Linked DNA regions of Homo sapiens: region 2 is linked to region 1. The links are chromatin contacts, found by Hi-C or POLR2A ChIA-PET in ENCODE. All regions are on one chromosome and are shown on one strand. The core of a region is the stretch at or near the end of the contact, and the rest is flanking DNA. Distances in the headings are between cores, read along the strand shown. Region 1 overlaps ZAP70 (zeta chain of T cell receptor associated protein kinase 70). Region 2 overlaps VWA3B (von Willebrand factor A domain containing 3B).

Region 1 (5,796 bases), core at 1,720-4,219:
CATTTTTCTCATTCTCTGGGCTACCCTTTGATGATGTCCTTTAATTTAAAAATTAAAAGGTTTTTTGGCCAGGCACAGTGGCTCATGCCTGTAATCCCAGCACTTTGGGAGGCCAAGGCAGGTGGATCACCTGAGGTCAGGAGTTCGAGACCAGCCTGGCCAACATGGTGAAACCCCATCTCTACTAAGAAGACAAAAATTAGCTGGTCATGGTGATGGACACCTGCAATCCCAGCTACTCAGGAGGCTGAGGCTGGAAGATTGCTTGAGCCCGGGAGGCAGAGATTGTAGTGAGCCGAGATTGCACCACTGCAGTCCAGCCTGGGGGACAGAGCGAGACTCCGTCTCAAAAAAACAATAAAACAAATAAAAATTAAAAACAAAAAGTAAAAGATTTTTATATTGATCAAGTTCAGTTTATCTATTTTTCTTTTATTGCTTGTGCTTGGAGTGTTATACCTGAGAATCCACTGCGAAATCCAAAAATATTTACCTCTTTGTTTTCTTAAGAGTTTTACAGTTTGGGCTCTTATATTTAATATTTAGGTCATTGATCCATTTTAGTTAGTTTTTTTATATGTGTGAGATAGAGGTCTGACTTTTTGTTTGTTTTGTTTGTGGAAATCAAGTTGTCCTGGTACCATTTGTTGAAGGGATTATTCTTTACCCCAATGAACAGACTTTGCAGCTGTGTCACCTTCCCTGGATCCTTCCCTGTTATTCTCTGTTCTCTTTTTCAGACCATGGAGAAGCTCTCCTCCCTCTGGCCCATGAAACCTTTCAGGAATTTGATGGATCAGCTATCACATTCCCCTGGCCCCATCCCCAGTTTGCTTTCCTCCATGGAAGGAAGTAATATTTAATAAGCAGCTACTAAGTGCTAAACTAATGCATTGTTTCACTTCACATCACTACTCAGAAAGGTAAACACAGTTATTATCACCATGTGACAAATGAGAAGACTGAAGCTCCCCAAGGTTAAGTAACCTCCCTGAGGTCTCACAGCCAGACTGCAGAGTCCAGGGCCTTGTCATATTATACCGAGCTAATCTGCCAGTTTTGGTTTTTTTCACTTCGTCCACCAGAACAAAATTTTGAGTTTATTTAGCGTGTCTACAGGGTAGAGGCCATTCTCCCAGCTCTCTGAGGAAGAAGGTGTCCAGGGAATGCAGAGCTAGCAATGAGTCAGAGCTGAGGGGAGCACCGGGCCAGGGCCTGCCGAGGAGCGGGGAGTGGATAGGGTTTCGCTGGGTTCAAATTCTCCCTCCTAGCTGTGTGGACTGGGGCAAGTCAGGCCACCTCCCTGAACTTCCGGTGCCTCATCTGTGAAATGTTTACAGATGGTGAAATTGGACTTTCATTCAAGATGGCAGACCAAGTACACATAGAAACCATTCTTCAAACACTTAGCAATGACAGGAAAATACCAGGTATACAAGAGACCACTGCAGAGATGCCCAGAGACAAGGGTTGAAGCCCCCCACCACCTACCCATTAGGAGGCTAGTACCAATGCAGGGCCCCCTAATGTATGAAGCCAAGAGCACAGGCTCTCATATACAGCCCTTACAAGATACACATGCAAGAAATATTCTGAAGAGACAATGGATTCACAACCACTTCATGAAATTTCCACAAACTCCCCAACTGGAAGAATTTACGTCTGAGGAAATAGAGAATAATAGTGCAACCTTAAAAGAATTTTGCAATAAATATATTAAAAACTCAAAGAGATAAAGAAGGGAATAACAGCCATAAACAAGAACAGGAGGCCGGGTGCAGTGGCTCATGCCTGTAATCTCAACACTTTGGGAGGCCGAGGCGGGTGGATCACCTGAGATCAGGAGTTCAAGACCAGCCTGACCAATATGGTGAAACCCTATCTCTACTAAAAATACAAAAATTAGCTGGGCATGGTGGCGGGTGCCTGTAGTCCCAGCTACTCAGGAGGCTGAGGCAGGAGAATCGCTTGAACCCGGAACGTGGAGATTGCAGTGAGCCAAGATCGCGCCATTGCACTCCAGCCTGGGCAACAAGAGCAAAACTTTATCTCAAAGAAAAGAAAGAACAGGAGACTATGAGACAAAAGCAGGCAGATATAAGAAAGAACCAGGAGCTCATATGTGAAAAGTTTCATTGCTAGAATAAAAACTCCACAGAAGCGGAAGTGGAGAGCCAGAGGTGGGAGGGATTTAACAAGGCCACATGGGATTTTAGTGGCAGCCACGGAGCCAGAACCAAGGCCTAACTCAGGAGTTTGGTTCCGAGGAGGATGAATGTATGTGCTTTCTTCTCCCTTTTTTTCTTTCCCATTTCTCTCCCTGAAGTATAAGGTTGGTGCTGAGCTGAACACCACAGCCCCTTCCTAGATGAGAAACAGGGCTTCCATGCCTTGATTGGGCAGGGTGGGACAAAGAGTTTTGCCTCAAGATGGAGAGCTAACAACCTCTGTCCTCTAGAACATGAATTAAACAGAACCTTAATGTCTACAGAGGAGTTTGTTAAATGAAGCCCAGAAAAGCTGCCAATAGAGTTGCCTCTTACATATTGGCCTTGGGATAGTGGGCATGTTGGGTCTGTAAACCAAGTCCTCAGAGCCTTGGTTTCCTCAACTGTAAAATGGGTTCAAGAGTCCCCACCCCAGGCAGATGTTTTGAGAATTAAACAGGAAGTTGTGTGTTCGAGGCACCCAGCACATCAGAATTGCCTCCCACAAATACCTTCCTGGGGCTTCACAGCCCTCTAATTTGAGCTCAGAGATACCTCAGACAAGGACAAAGCTACAGGCACATGGGACCCCAGCCTCCAACAGAGAAGAGAGAAATTTGAAACCCTGAAGGGACAAAAGGTGAATGGAAGCAGAACAGGAAACTGATTCACCATATCCTCACCCATGTGGCCACAGGGCAGCCTACGCCCTTGGCCTTTTGCTCAGAGCAGAGGATGGGGCCTGAGAAGGTGCGAGCTCTGTGCTGGGCATGAGGCCATGAGACGTTCACAGCAAGAGGTGGCATCTGTCAAGCTGGCGCACATCTGAAAACACTGCTCAACTTCGCCACTTACAAGAGAAATGCTAATTTGTCTTAATTTACACAATAAGATATTTTTCCCATCTAAAATTAAAAAATGTTTTTAAAATGGTAAAACCCAATGCTAGGAAGCCGTGGACCTGGTAGATGGAGATGTTAGTTGCTTCCTGGCCAAGGAGTCAGGAAATATGAAACAAAGAGGATGTTACTGACCTCCCATCTTGATCACCGCACCAGGCCTTGCGTTTTCTTCCCATTTCCAAACTCAGCCTTCCAGCCCCGCCAAAACCTCTCTTTGTTTCCAGAAGGACATTCTCTCCCACTACACACTATTCCTGCTCCCTGGGATACTTTCTTTACGGTCCCCAACCAAATGTCACTCACCCTTCAGAACTCAGCTAAGGCGTTCCCTCCTACAGGAAGCCCACCAGATTGGCCCCTCTCAGCTGGCTCAGGAGCTTCTCTGGACCTCCAGGGCCCAGTGGGCTGCCACCATGCCAGTGGTTATCACCCTGAGCCTGTGTGCCTCATGACACACGTCTGGAATAGGCACATGATCAATAGAGGAGGAGTGAGATATTTGGAGAAGAGGTGTGCTCTGTATGGTCTTGGAACGGTAAAGGGAATGGGGGTCAAGGTTGGTGTCAGCAGCTGGAAAACCTTTCTAAGAATTGTAACTCACTTACCAGCCCAGGCTGCGTTGAGAGGTAATGGATGAGCTGCCCATCACAGGAGGTGTGCAAGCAGTGATCAGAAACTGCGTCCCTCAGCCCCTCTCCTCCATACCCAGGGAGCCTGGGCGGGGAGCTTTCCTAGCGGACATCACCCGGGAGGGAACGGGGAGCTTTCCTCGGGGACATCACCTGGGGGGGACGGGGAGCTTTCCTAGCGGACATCACCCGGGAGGGGACGGGGAGCTTTCCTAGGGGACATCACCCCGGGGGACGGGGAGCTTTCCTAGGGGACATCACCGGTGGGGACGGGGAGAGCTTTCCAGGCAGCGGCAGCGGTGAATGCAGAGGCCCAGAGGGGAGTCCGCGTGGGCGCTGGAAACCCTGGAGGAGGGTGAAGGGGCTTGGTCAGAGCCGCCAAGAGAAAAGATCCTGCAAGCACCTTCCAGGGGACTGTTGGGAAAAAGCTGAGTGTTGGGAGGGAAACTGAGATGGGGCTTGCATGACTGAAATAATGGCCTCTGGAACGTGTCTAGACTTGCTGGCTCCTTGCTTCTAGCCTTCCTAGGCTCCTAGATCGATTGTATTCCCATTATCTCAAGTAGCAGAACATGTTCCGTAGAAAAGCTAAACCATCACAGCTGTAAATCATGTGCTTAATGCAACGTGTCCTTTTGACAGCCACATTCTCACCACCTGTTTCTTTGTTGGATTACAAATAAATACCGTGGGCTCCCAGAGCTCAGGGTCTTCGCAGCCTCCATGATGGCGATGACCCCCTGGTGTCCCACTTTTATCTCTCAAACTGTCTTTTTCTCAATCCTTTGACTCTGCCGGACTTTGTCACCCCCACGACCTGGTGTTGGGTCTGATCACCCCAACAGGGGACAGGAATGGGGACCTGGAGGTGAGGGCCTGAGGTCGTGCTGCTAGCGGAAAAGGAGACGTGCAGAGGTGAAGCAGGCAGTGAGGGCGGGATTGACCCCAGCTGGCCTCGGCCTCTGGAAACATCGCCACCTGGAGAGTGCTCTGCGGAACTGCACCCTCTTTCGTTGGTTCCTCAGCGGACATCTCTGGTGGGTCTGTTAGCGTTCCCAATGTACTTGACACCCATTTTTTAATGCCTCCTTCTTATAAAATAAGATTACTTTCATCAATAATGATGACATGAAACATAATGATGACCAAAAGGCAATGAAAGCCACAATTCATTTACTGTCTGATATATTTTACATAATGTAAGTCGTTCAGCGACTCACAAATGAATTTTAATAAAACTGAACTACCTGCAAACCACGATTTAAGAAACCACTAAATTGATGCAATTTGTCTTAATTCGTTCATTAGCTTTTAAAACAATTAATTTAAAAACAATGTTTGCATTTTGGTATTTTTCAGATTCAAATTCAGTAATACGGTTCATACGGGAGCTAATACGTGCATCTACCAATGAAAAGCATTGTATCTCATGATTTGCAAGGCACCCCTGGGGGGGTGAAGACCCCAGCTGGATGGGGGAGGGGGGGTTAGCGTTTGTTAAAATAGCTCCAGGTGATCCTAACGTGCACCTGGCATGGGGCACACTCATCTCCACACAGGGGAGCTGGGCTCAGCCAGGCACGCAGCCCTTGGGCCCACACCCGCCTGGCCTCAGGTTCCCCACTCCACCCCAGCCGCTCACTCACATGAAGGTGTCCCTAGGGTGGAGAGTGGGACCCAGCCCCATCTTCCCAGGGGTCACTTCCAGGCTCAGTCCACACAAGAACAGTCACCTCCATGCACTTTTCATAACCCACCCCTCCCCTGACACCTACCCTCACCCCGGAAAAGATGAGGGCGCTCAGACAAGAGGGAAGCTGGGTTTATTCTGGTGATCTACGCCTGACCACCTGAGGATGCCCAGGCTCCAATGTCAGGGCCCAGGGGAAGGCATCCGTGTAAGCAATGCCCTCAGCTCAGGGCCCTCCGGGAGCCACCAGCCCAGGACAGGCTGCACAGCCGCACCCTCCCGGACCTCCCTGCTCCCCAGCCAGAGAGGACAGGGGGCCAGGCAGGCAATGCAAGGCCGGTGTGGCCTGAGACACCCCCTACCACAGC
Region 2 (5,719 bases), core at 2,336-4,835, 540 kb before region 1:
TCTTGGGTTATTATTCATGTTCAATACAGTTTGGGTTCTGGAAATAAGTGGGCTCATTTCCATGGTGCCCTGATATGACTGGGTTCTGTTGTAGCCATCTATCATTTGGACCTGTTTGGAGATGCTTTTTAGGTTCATTAAAATAAGCGGAAATACGGTTTATAACCTCAGAGATGAAAACTTAAGAGCCACGTCCTCAGAAGTGGAGAATAAATAAGCTGAGGGGTTAAGGTCTCTTACAGGGACTGTGGGAAATCTTCAGACCTGCGTTGCTTGTAGCCTCTGCAGCCACGGACAAAAATGGATGGTGAACTATATTCTTTTGTTTACGATGCTCACATTTAGCCAAACTTTGCTTGGGTCCCTCCCTACTTGTGGAACTTGCACATTTGCTGAGGCAATCAGTACATCAAAGAGAATTCACCATCACTGGTGGGTGGTGAATGTCACCTGCTTATTCCTGAGCTTTCACCCAGAGGAGAAACCTAAGCATTCTTTCTAATGCAAGGTTCAAAATGGCCTACTGTGGCTTGAAATGACCTCAGAGGAAGGAGCTGGACTAGGAGGCAGGAGAAACAGGATTGGGTGCTGCCCACCTGGCTATGGGACTTTGGGCAATTGCTCAGCCTTCTTGGGCCTCAGTTTCTGCATATGCAAAGTAAGGCAACAAACTAAATAATCTCTACCACTTCCTAGTTCCCTATTTCTGTTTAGGAGGGGCTAATCTACACTCTTGGAGAAACTGTTAGGATGTATGTATAAGGCCAGGATGCAAGCCTGCTACCCTTGCTGGCAGTTCCCACAAGATGAGAGAAATGCACCAGCCACAACTGAGAACATGAGTAGCACAGTTTTTCCATCTTCATACTCCAGTGGGATGCCCAAGCACAGCTTCCTACAGTCATTTCTTCAATGGAAGACTGTGTAAAGTGTTCTAATAATGGATAGAATTTAGAGTCTTCAGAATCTGGAGCCTGCCATGCTAAATCAACTGTTACTTAAAAACCTCACTTTTCCATAAAGTTTAAAGCCTTTACGGAAAAGCCACCTTGCTTCAGGTCACCAGTGTTCATGTCAAAGACCAGCTGGCTGGGAGGATACTTTGGTCACTGAGACCACGAGACAGTCTCTCTGTCTCCAGACGAATAAAAACCTGATTCCGTAAAGATGTCCACATCGATTCTGGGAAGGCATTTCTCCCTCTTAGATTTCATTAGTATGAGAAGTCATTTCTTAGAACCTATGCCTAGATACATTTAAAGTTCCTTTTTAAAATTCTGAATGAGTAGAGTCACGTAATTTATTTAACTAGCCCTCTTTCGTCTCTAGATTCCAAATATTGATTCTCTCAATTTCTTAGCCAGAAGCTAACCGAGGAGATTGCTTTCTACATTTTCAGAATGGGTTTAAAGGTATAAATCTGGGAGGTGAGTTGCCTAAAATAATCAGATAACTCTTTTTTTCTATAGTTATCACTCACTTCCCAATTCTTCTGATAGAGAATAGCCATTCACTCTGTGAAGAGCTTCCCCCTGCCTGGGTGACAGTGAATGGTAGCAATGCTATGGCATTCATTCTTAGCACTGCAAATGACGCCTAAGAAAATGTCTTTCTAAATGGTTACAAGTATCACTCCCCTTCAAGTCATTCATACGCCTGTAAGTTCACTGGAAAGGACAAGGACAGATACTAAAGAACATTGTAAAAGTAATTCATGTTGGCTGTGAACGGTGACTCACACTTGTAATCCCAGCACTTTTGGTGGCTGAGGCGGGTGAATCCCTTGAGGCCAGGAGTTTGAGACCAGCCTGGCCAACATGGCAAAACCCTGTCTCTACTAAAAAAACACAAAAATTAGCTGGGTGTGGTGCCGTGCGCCTGTAATCCCAGCTACTCAGGAGGCGAGGCACAAGAATTACTTAAACCTGGAAGGCGGAAGTTGCAGTGAGCCGAGATCATACCACTGCACTCCAGCCTGGGTGATAGAGTGAGACTTTGTCTCAAAAAAAAAAAAAAAAAAAAAAAGTAATTCATGTTTACTCTGCTTTGTTTCCAACTGTTATTACTATTGGCAAGAATTCATTTCTGGTTGATTCCACAGCATGGGACTTTATGGAAGGAATTATTCACCATGGCCTACATGATGATTCATTTGCATCATGGCACAGTCAGTTGAACTATACCACAGATGAAGCACAATGGCCAGCTTCAGTATAATGGTTCATCCCACAGAAACAGAACATAGGCTTCCCAGGATGAAAAGACATCTCCCCAGGGCAGCTAGAGGTGCCATCCCTTCAGCCAGAATATTGACAACTTTGTTCCAGAAAGATGACATCCTGCTGGTTTTGAATTTTGCCAAAGACTTCGGGGTGCCGTACAGTTAACGTCAAAGAACGTCTCCCAACTCCATTTCTTTTCTGCCATACCTCGCCTATACATGCACACAAAATACATGCAAACTACCGAGGTCTAAAAAGAAACCCATGGGTGATGAAAGTCAGAGGGAATAGAGAGACAGCAGGAAAGGCTAGCTCTCAAACAAATAAGCCAACATATGTTTAGACTCAGGCACACAAGAATAGCCGCCCACCAGTTTCAGTGAGGAAGTCCCACGAGCAATGACACCAGCAGGAGGGATGCTGTGTGCTAAGTAATTTGATTTAGCCTTGTCTACAAAATTCAGATAATCCAATTCACCTCCTTGTCAGATTCAATCTCGGTGATATGGACGAGGGCCCCAAATGGTGTGACCCTCTTTTCATTTCGTGACTTAATTTCAAGGTCATGCTCTTGGACATGGTGGTGGAGATAGTGAAATGACTAAAGGTTTGATGCTTTAAAATTTTCCATGTAACAAGCAGCATACTTCTACACTAGGTACAGAACACATTTCTACAAATTAACTAGAACTAATCTTTGGCTCAAAATCTTGTTAAAAACACCCACTACTAAATACTTTTCCTGCCCTAAATCATTGAACTCCAGCATATACAATCCCCTAATTGTCGTAACAGCAGCTCCAACATGCTTCTTTGTCCACGTTTGTCCTTAAGGCCATGTAAAGTCTGTCACTGCTCTAATCAAAGGAATGTGTGTAGGTTCAGACAGGTGCTGACCTTTCCCCTTTCTAGGACACTTAATTAAAAGACCGGGACATTTGCAAACTGTCTCTGTGAATAATTCAACTCCCTTTAAAACCTTGGTGAACAGGACAGGGCTAACCTGAAGCGTTTGGGAACTCACTCTCTCCCCGCTCATTTAGATTTAGAGGGATTTCATCCACCCAGAAAGTATCCAGACTCTGCATCCCTTTGAAAAATGGACTGGAGAGAGAATGAGAAAAGAGCTTACAGGAAAATAGAAATCAGGAGTGGCAAACTCCTGCCCAGCATCTCCGGGGCGGGGAGCGAGTGGCCCATGGCAAACGAATTAGTGCCTTCCTTCCCAGGGCATTTGCACTTTAACAGAAGGCAAATATTGTGCTAAAGAAGTGAAGCTCTAAGTGGAATTTCCTGCATGAGCCCTGAAGAAGCAGCAAGGTCTTCTTGTGAGCTGCTATCAAGTACGGCACATCTGGGCGGGGGCTCAAGGGAAAGCTGGCAGTGCTGCCTGGCCGGCCAAGGCTTAAGGGGGTTTTGATCCCCTTCCTTTCCAGTAGTCTTAGGCACTTAGCCTTGCCTTAAAAACCAAAGGGATGTAGAGGAGTGCTTTGTGAGGTTTTCCCCCGCCTCCCCAGGGCATAGCATAACTCGTGAAAACACACAGCCAGTAACACGCATCCCAAAACCCCAGTGCAGTTTCCACCTCCCTCTCCAGGCGCTGCTTCCTGAGCCCGGCACAGGCCTGGTGAGCGGTCTGGCCTCAGCCTCATCCCAGCTGGTAGCGCTTTGTGCCGTGCGAATGGCTAAGAGGCACAAGAAACACTTCCACAGACAGATCCCCGAACCAGGAAACATTCCTTCCCCTCCCTGACCCCAGGGCAGCACCGGGGTGTGGAGAACAGTTAATCACCCTGAAAGCAAAACCTCCAGTCAAACATTAACAAATAGCTACCTCAAAGCTTTGCTGAAAATAAACTTGTGTGTTTTTTTTCTCTCTCTCTCTTTCTTTTCTTTGTGGCAGCAAAGGAATCTAATAAACATATACTATATTCCAAACAGAAAAACAAAAAAATCCAAAACTATTTCCCTATCTTGAAAGTAAACCTGCAACGTCATCTCAGGAAATATTCCCTTATTGCTCTTTTAGGAAAAAACACACAAACAAACAAAGAGAGAAAAATTTGAAGTGTGTTACATATTTATATCTGGAAATCACCAAAGCTTGGGATTTGTAATTTCGCGTTCCTGATACAGTTATTCATTTCCCGCTACTCCGGAGATGAACAAAAGCCACACTTGGGAGCCACTTTCGTGGCACTGCCTTGACGTATGAACCACTACCAGCCACCTACTTTACACAAACATCTCACACGAGACTGGTGTGCAAATGAATTCTGAGTCTTTAAGAAAACTTTTCAAGACATCCACTCCTCTGGGCTGGCTATTCCGCCCCCACTCACGCATCCCCCTTGCTCTCTGCCCTTCCTTGCCCTGCTCTGTACCCCCAGAGGCTGGCCCCCAGGGAACACACCACCCTATCTCCCTAATTTTTGCTGTCTTGAGGCACGCGCCAAGCTCAGAAGGCAGGAGGAAGCCGGGGTATTGGTGTCCTGCCCACTCCCTGCTCTTTCTCTCTAGGGCTCCAGGAACACGCTTTCCTTCCCTTGCCCCTTTAAGTCTGGGGATGATAACAGCTTCCTGCTATTGCTTGTCCTGGGGTCCTGCAATATCCCACGGACTGCCTTAGACTGACCTTCACTTCTGCAAAGAGTTCCTTCATTAACGTTTCTTCACTTGTGCTGAATGAATTGGATTCTGCTTCCTGAGTGGCCCCTGCTAAGCCCTCTACACTCCGTTTTCTTCCTCCAGACAGGGAGGGCAAATCTGTCCCCAGATCTGTTTAGGGTGCTTGGGTAGAATTCATGGTTGGGAACAAAGACAAATGTAGAGGCAGGAGAGTGCTGGCATCTGCCCAGCCGAATCTCCAGCGAGGAGGGTGCCTTTAGCTTCAGAATGAAAAGACAGCCTGGTTCTAAGTTTTTGTCACCTCAGGGATCCCCAGAGTTGACACCCACCTTCCCATTCCTGAACATCAGGACATGAGACAGAAGACTTCTTAGAAAATAGAGTTTGGGGATATTTTCCCCCTTCTTTCAGTTTCCTCCAGTGACTGGTGTTTCTGAGCAGGATTCTCTCCTTAAAGCCCCATCTAACCCCTAGATAAACGTGGCACAGTAATGAAGGGCTTCATTTTCTCTTTGTCATCCTCTCACTGCCTCTGGGATTTCAGCTTCACTCTGGCCACATGCCCTGGAGGCCCATCAGGGGTCCCACTTCCAGATGCTAAACCATCACTGCAGTGCTGTCTGAGGACGGCATGGTCTGAATGTGCACACATCACTTCTGTGTGATGGTAACATCACCAGTGCACACCCCAGACTTGTTAACTTCCTGCCCACTGATATGGACAGGAGGCAGGGAAATACTGGGTAGAAGGCAGCAGTCCCCAGTGAGGGCCCCACTCTCAAGCCTGGACCCACATTCCTGTTTTCCTTCTCGAATGTTGCCTTTTTCAAAACCACTCTGGCCCACACCACCCCCCCATCCTGTACCCA

Evidence for each region. Hi-C counts contacts between places; a loop is a spot of excess contacts on that map. ChIA-PET counts read pairs that join two places held with the same protein, here RNA polymerase II (POLR2A). Pooled maps may share reads with other maps.
Region 2: a map with no recorded cell type shows a loop between it and region 1 (3-fold over the local background). The contact joins two enhancer-like sites. A Hi-C loop is called at or near these places in 4 of 168 maps with a recorded cell type or tissue (Caco-2, GM12878, HepG2 and 1 more), 11 of 37 single-sample maps with no recorded cell type and 12 of 50 pooled maps. POLR2A ChIA-PET finds 5 or more read pairs at or near these places in 1 of 52 experiments (OCI-LY7).

Annotation. Positions count from the first base shown.
Region 1 is chr2:97,739,609-97,745,404 of GRCh38, reverse strand. ZAP70 (zeta chain of T cell receptor associated protein kinase 70) reads right to left here. Exons shown (of 14, transcript NM_001079.4): 14 at 5,545-5,796. Among named protein-coding and RNA genes, the nearest start is that of ZAP70, 29 kb to the right of the region's middle. RefSeq lists an enhancer at 5,346-5,796. Within about 2 kb of position 2,969, at least 5 of the 41 ENCODE cell types and tissues checked have a DNase peak (open chromatin) inside an H3K27ac peak, as active enhancers do.
Region 2 is chr2:98,278,739-98,284,457 of GRCh38, reverse strand. The region is part of intron 22 of VWA3B (von Willebrand factor A domain containing 3B); the gene reads right to left. Among named protein-coding and RNA genes, the nearest start is that of CNGA3, 65 kb to the left of the region's middle. RefSeq lists an enhancer at 3,757-4,257. Within about 2 kb of position 3,585, at least 3 of the 41 ENCODE cell types and tissues checked have a DNase peak (open chromatin) inside an H3K27ac peak, as active enhancers do.